Regions from separate parts of the Homo sapiens genome. Here region 1 is linked to region 2. The links are chromatin contacts, found by Hi-C or POLR2A ChIA-PET in ENCODE. All regions are on one chromosome and are shown on one strand. The core of a region is the stretch at or near the end of the contact, and the rest is flanking DNA. Distances in the headings are between cores, read along the strand shown. Region 1 holds the start of CHAC1 (ChaC glutathione specific gamma-glutamylcyclotransferase 1). Region 2 holds the start of BAHD1 (bromo adjacent homology domain containing 1).

The links. A loop is a pair of places that touch in the nucleus more often than their neighbours do. ChIA-PET counts read pairs that join two places held with the same protein, here RNA polymerase II (POLR2A). Pooled maps may share reads with other maps.
Region 1: a pooled map shows a loop between it and region 2 (8-fold over the local background). The contact joins the promoter of CHAC1 here to the promoter of BAHD1 in region 2. A Hi-C loop is called at or near these places in 6 of 50 pooled maps. POLR2A ChIA-PET finds 5 or more read pairs at or near these places in 3 of 52 experiments (Caco-2 and WTC11).

The regions. Positions count from the first base shown.
Region 1 is chr15:40,951,751-40,955,069 of GRCh38, reverse strand. CHAC1 (ChaC glutathione specific gamma-glutamylcyclotransferase 1) reads right to left here and starts at 1,599. Exons shown (of 3, transcript NM_024111.6): 1 at 1,256-1,599; 2 at 807-842. The coding sequence starts at 1,486. RefSeq lists a silencer at 1,866-2,125 and an enhancer at 1,797-2,390.
Region 2 is chr15:40,439,668-40,442,949 of GRCh38, reverse strand. BAHD1 (bromo adjacent homology domain containing 1) reads right to left here and starts at 1,997. Exons shown (of 7, transcript NM_014952.5): 1 at 1,682-1,997. RefSeq lists silencers at 572-641, 662-781, 1,502-1,561, 2,010-2,195, 1,622-2,291 and enhancers at 947-1,446, 1,447-1,948, 2,754-3,282.

The sequences.
Region 1 (3,319 bases), core at 350-2,849, 510 kb before region 2:
AATACAAAAATTAGCCAGGCATGGTGGCGTACGCCTGTAACCCAGCTACTCGGGAGGGTGAGGCAGTAGAATCGTTTGAACCCAGGAGGTGGAGGTTGCAGTGACTTCAGCCTGGGTGACAAGGGTAAGACTCCGTCTTAAAAAAAAAAAAAAAGGCATAGTTGAGGCCAGGTGCAGTAGCTCATGCCTGTAATCCCAGCATTTTGGGAGGCTGAGGGTGGGCAGATCACTTGAGATCAGGAGTTCCAGACCAGCCTGGCCAATATGGTGAAACTCCGTCTCTACTAAAAATACAAAAATTAGCTGAGTGTGGTAGCGCATGCCTGTAATCCCAGCTACTCGGGAGGCTGAGGTGGGAGAATCGCTTGAATCTGGAAGGCAGATGTTGCAGTGAGCCAAGATTGCATCACTGCACTCCAGCCTGGGCAACAGAGCAAGACTCTGTCTCAAAAACAAACAAACAAAACAACAACAACAACAACAAAAAAAAAAAACAGTTGACAAAGTGGTCTAGTACCAGGGAAGACAGGATTCCTCCTCAAAGTGTGGTCCAGGATGTGGTGGCATCACCTGTAAGCTAGTTAGGAATGCTGTGTCTCAGGACCCATTCTCATGCTACTGAACTAAAATCTGCATTCTAACAAGATCCTCATGTGATTTGGTGAGAAGCACTGAGCTAGAACACGTTTCTACTCTGCCAGAGAAGCATCAGACAGAGCTAGCCTGCAGCCAAGAGCCTATGAGCTCTCTCTGCTGGTCCCCCTTCACACTGGGCCAGGGTTCCCCTTCATGATTCGGGCACTTACCTCATGATCTTCAAGGAGCGTCACCACACGGCCAGGCTAGGGAGGGAAGAAATATTTTGAAATAGACAAGTTAGAAATCAGCTCTGCCATCAGCAAGGAAACCTTTATCAATCCCGCTGACCCGGGCCTCCAAGTGCCCCACTCTGCATGCTGAGTCCCATTCATGCAGGGGAAGGTGGGGGAGCGATGCACGGATGTAGGAGAAACGTCCAGAAACACTGACATGTCAGTGGTCCCAGTTGGTGATCAACACAGGGATCCACAGGTTCACAGACTCCAGCCATCACAGTGATGCACTGGGCACATACATTTAAATGAGCCACAAACCCCAGACACAGGTTTACACATTTCTTTCTATTGGCCCAGAGAGCCCCGGACATTCCAGGGCACTGGCGCCCAGTATCCCGCCCCCAACCCCCTCACTCCCCTGGGCACGGTTGGATGCTCACCATCTTGTCGCTGCCCCGATGGAAGGTGTCTCCCTGCCAGAAACGGCGGCTGTAGCCGCGCACGAAGCCCACACGGCTGTCGCTGTAGGCGAAGTCGGGCCTCCACACCAGGGAGCCGTACCCGAAAATCCACAGCGCTTGAGGGTCGCCGTCGTTTCGGGGGAACTGAGCGGACGGCGTAGGGGACTGCGAGGTGGGCGGGGTGTTCGGGGCTGCAGACTCCTGCTTCATGGTGCCTGGCACAGGGATAGGCCCAGGCGGCCTCCGGGGCTGGTCTCCGGCGTGGGCACGGAAAGACCGACGGACGCACACACCTGGCCTGGCACCGCTCGGTAGCTCCAGCTGAGCGCCCCCCATGGAGGCGCCCTTTAAACCTTCTTGCCGGGAGACCACGCCCACCGCGGCCAGCTGCCGCGGTGATTGGGGTGGGGCAAATCCCCTTTTGGCCAATCAACTTCGGATTCTGCTTCTCACTTAACCGCGCCGCGGGCCCAGCGCGCCCGCTGATTGGTTCAGCTCCACCTCTGTGGCAAACCTGGCAGGAGTGATGCAACGGCAGGGGAGGTTTCTCCAGCGCCGGCATGCAGCAAGGGCGCCTCGGATTGCGTCAGGCGGCGGGCAGGGGGCACCCGCCGGGCCCAGGGCGGGCACCGGGCGGGCGTCTCCCCAGCCGCCCCCTCATGACCTGGGCCCCTTGGAGGTACGGCGAGCGAGTCCCAGGCGGTGTCAGCCCAGCCTTGCCGCTAGTGCATCTGGCCGAGTCCCTGCCAGCCTAGGCGGCACAGACTCAGTCCCAAGTCGAGTCCAGGGCACGTCCAGAAGGAGCGCTCTGGGCGTCGTAAACTTCCGTCTCTGGGGCCCCTCCTGAGATCATGCACTGCGGGAAAGCTGTCGGAGGCACCGTCCGCATTCCGCTCAAGTGCCTCACGCCGTTGGCCATTGTGAGCAAATGGAGAAACTGGGCCACGGGGCTGCAGGGGGTTCTGCAGAGACTGCGGGGCTGAGTTAGGTAGGCCAGGCGCCCGGAGCTTGCAGGCCTCACATGGGCTACGCCCCGGACCAGGTGTGGGACCCCTCGAGCCCAGGTAGGCTCGGGGAAGAGCCTGTTAGAGCGCTTGGACCGACCGGCAGTCACTTTGGAGGTGGTGGCTGCACCTGCGGAGAAAGGCTATAAAGATGCAAAAGCCAGGCTAGTCTTGCCCCCAAGGCGATGGGTTTAATTCTTCCTGGACGTGAGATTTTGCAGCAATGATTAATCCATAGGCACAAGGTTCCGGGAGCAGCGGGCAAGGAGGGCCCAGTGAGGCCCCCACAAGACTATGGCCAGCTACTGGTCTTCTCCCTCGGCTTCTGGCCTCCCAGCCGAGTCCACAGGCCGCCGGGGGTTGACCCAATACGCAGCAAGGGACTGCCCTCAGGGGATGTCACTGACTGTAAAAGGGAAACAGAGGCAGCTGAAGGCCTTCTCTCTAAACTGGCCAGGAGATGGCTGGCAGGGGCAATGTGCAACATGGCTTCTCATTCGATTCTAATTCAATATTTAAACTAAACGTGATCTTCACACTTCACATATTCATTCCGAAGGTGTCGCAGATATAAGTGGGAAACTTGCACAACAGTGTGTATAGTACAAAGCTATTTCTTTAAAAACAAAAAGTATTCGTGTAATAAATAATCTGGAAGAATATACCTAAACAGTTAGCAGAGGCTGGCACCAGAGGAGGACTTTCAGTATCAAACTTAAACAGTAATGAAAAAGTCTGGATTTTTACAGGGAGCATGAATTACTTTTCCAATCAGGAAAAAAAAAAAATTACCAGCAAATGGTCCTTTCTGGTTATTCCTTTCTTTTTCGCTTTCTCTCCATTTCCCACATTCAGTCTCCCTCTTCTCTTCTATCCTGTCCCCTTTCGTTCATATGAGCACCTCCTTTGTTGGTAGCTTCTTAGAAGAATGTCCTCTTTTCCACTCACCAGCTGTGGGTTGTAGTCCGGGAAGTGGGAAACTGGTATCCACATATTGCTGAAGTATCTGAATTGGCACAAACAACCCTTTGAGAAAGCA
Region 2 (3,282 bases), core at 748-3,247:
CAGCTTAAGCCAGTGGTTCCTAAGCATCCTCCAAGCTGGCCAAGGACAGTGGTGCCCCTCCAAGACATGTGGTCCCTCTGGGCCCTTTTTCTTTTTTTTTGTGGAAGACAGCGAGGTGAAGAGAGTAGGGAGGAAAGTCTCAGGTGGCACAAAGTAAAAGGACTGGAAAGCTTTTTATTTCATTATTAAATTCCTGCCTGGATTTATAAACTCAGCTTCTCATTTTTCTAAGTGGGTACCTTTGTGGCTAAGGAAAAGTGCTGGAGGCAGCTGCGGAGGGCTGGCGGGAGCCCACGGGGTGGGGTGTCTCTTGTCCTAATCAAACTAGTCTTCTGCACTTCTAACACTGTCGACAATGGGCGACTAGGAGATGTCCCAGGTGGGGTTAGACTTCTGCCTGTAGGCAGACTCTGCTTGTTGAAAAACCCCTCATTCTTGACAGGCTCTACAGCGGCTCACTGGGTCTGTCGCCTCGGTGAGTAGCAACCCCGTCGCCACCAGCCAAGGCACATCATGAGCATACACCCCCACCCCGGCCCCTCGGCCCCCGGCAAGTAGACCCCACTTCCCAGAGCCTCGAGGCCAACAGCGAGCGGCTAGAGCGGCAAGCCAGTGCCGCAGCTCCTCCCGGCGGGCGCCCCGGCCCCCGCAGTCCCCGGGGCAGAGTCCGGCCCCGTCGCCCGCCCCTCGGAGTGGGTGCCTCGGACCCGCTCCCCTCCCCGACGCCACCACCTGCGCCCGCTCCGGCGCCGCCTTTGTCCGGCGCTTCACCGCCAAGCGAGCCCCTCGGGCCCGACCTGACCCGGCCCCCAGCCCCAGAAGAGAGGCGGCGGAGCGAGCAGGGCAAGACCAGGCCGGGCCGCGAGCACAGGGTCCCGCTGTCACTTGGAGGCGGTCTGACAACTTCGATTCCCCCCGCCACACCTCGGACTCGGCCGCCGCCCCGCAAGGTCCCCGCAGGGCCTCCCGCGGCCCACACTCGCTTTTCGAACCGGTCCCCTTCCGTCTTCGGCGCCTCCCTTCCTCTCAGCCCGATCGAGTCGGGTCTACACTACTCCCCCCTGCCGCCCCCGGCCCGGCGCGGCCCTCATCCCCTGCCCCCCATCCAGCAATAACCGGTCAGCTCCCAGCGCGGGAGGGCGCCCCCCACCCTGAGCGGGCGATCCCGCGGCGCCGCCCCCGGCCGCGGCCCCTTGCCTCGGGGACCGCGATGGGGGAGGGGGCGCGGCGGGGGCCTCGCCGCCCGCGCACTCGGAGGCGAGCCGGCTCCGCCGCGGCGAGGAAAGACCGGCGTCCTCCCGCCCTCCGCAGCTCGGGACGCCCGCGCCGCCGCCGCCCGGCCGAGCTGCCACCCTGCGGCCGCCACCCACCCCGCCCCCGGCCTGCAAGGCGGGCGGCCCCCGGGGGCTGTCACCTCGAGGCGCGCCGCGTTCCCCGATGGCGGGACCGTGGTGCCGGACCCAGGGGAGGGAGGTGGCGCGAGCGGGCGGGCGGCCGCACCTGCTTCGCGTCGTCCGTCCGTCCGTCCCTTCCCGGGCTGGCGGGGGCGGTGGCGCGGCGCGCTCGGTGGGGCGCGCTGACGGGCGGCCGGTGCTCTCCCCCTTCGCTCTTCTGCCTACCTCGCTCGCTCCCTCCCTCCAGCTCGCCCCTTCCCCCTCCTCGACCCCGGCCCCTGACTCACCAGAACGGGCGGCGCGGACGGCGCGGCTCTGGGCGCCCGCAGGCCCCGGCCGGGCTGGAATCCGGCGGCTGGAACCCCCCGGGGGCGCTCAATTCCCGGGCTCCACGCTGCTGCGTCAGCGCCTCCTCCTGGGGGCCGGGGCCGGGCGGGCGGAGCGGGGACCGCGGCCGGGCGGGGCCGTCGGGGGGGGCGGGCGCGCCTGGCCGGGGCGGGCGGACGGCGGGGGCCGGACGGGCGGGGCAGGCAGCCGGACGGGCGGGCGGCGGGGGCCGGGCTCCGGGATCCGCTACGCCGCTCGCGGTTCCCCCACAAACTCCCCGAGAGCGGAGCCTCCGCCGCCCTCCTTCCTGCTTCCTCGTCCCCAGCCAATCAGCAGCGCGCCCCTCGGCCAGCTCCGCCAATCAGCCGCCCCGCCCTGCGCTGGCTCCGCCAGCCAATCCGGCCCTCGGCTCCCCCTCCCGGTCTCTGACCAATCAGAACCGTGGGTCGGTCGTCCCAACGCAGGGGGCAGCACGAGGCGGCCGGGGGAGGCGGTGCGGGGAGTGGTGGGGCCTTGGGGGAGGGGTGCCGTGCCAAGGGTGGTGGCAAGGGGTGATTTTCTTTGCCGGCTTCTTGGATTTTTCTCTTCGTCTTCAGAACCTGAGCCCGTATCCCACGGTGACTCGACCCCAATCTCCCAGCTGCTAGCCCCCCCGGAAAAATCTTATCTCCCCCCGCCCTGGCCATCACCCCTCCGCATCCCCTTTCCCCCAAATCCTCCCCAGCACGCGCTGGAGAAAACTGCGGGCCGAGGAACACCCCATCCTCGCCGGAGGCTGCTGCCCCCAGGGCAAAGCTTCAGGAAGACCAGCCGAAAATCAAGCGAGAACAACCCCCCTTTCCTGCAGAAAGGGCCCCAGACTCCTGCAAAAGGGCCCCGACTGCTGAGAAGCCCCTCCCGCCCTTGCCTCATCTTTCCGACTTCCCTGCCTGCCACGTCTCCTTTCCTTTCCAGCAAGGTCGGTCCTGGCTCGGTAACCCCTCACCCGCATCTCTTTTTCCTCTTTCTGCCCTTCACCTACCGCCCCCAACCCCAGCTCCTAATTCACCCTCTTCAGAAGCAGAGTGTGGAGCCCTCATCCATTTCCAGCTGACAGCAGAGCCTGGTCTGTGAGTCCTTGACACCCACACACCCTCTTCCACCACCGCGGGGAACATCAGAGCTCTCCGGGGGAGGGAGAAAGGGGCGGGCAGCCTGACAGGAGCGGCTGGACTCCCTCCCTCGCGTCCCCAAGCTACGGGAGAACCAAGTGTAGACACTTACCTGGCTTCCCCCTAGTCACCAAATGCTGTGGCTCCGTCTCTCACCCCCACAGACGTGCCCTCCCAAGCCCGAGCACGCTCGCGGGGTCAGTGGGGTGGGTGGGCACAGCAGGCTAAGGGCACAGAGAGAGATGGGAAGTCCCTGTTAGGTGCGGGAAGGAGCTGTGTCTTGGGCACCTGGTGGTGCCAGAGCCCGCCTAGGACTTCACTAAGCCCGGGATATGCACACAGTAGGTTCTCGAGAAATGCTGAGTTCACCCCTGAACAAAGCCTCATTCCCAATTCAGGCGGGGGAGGGG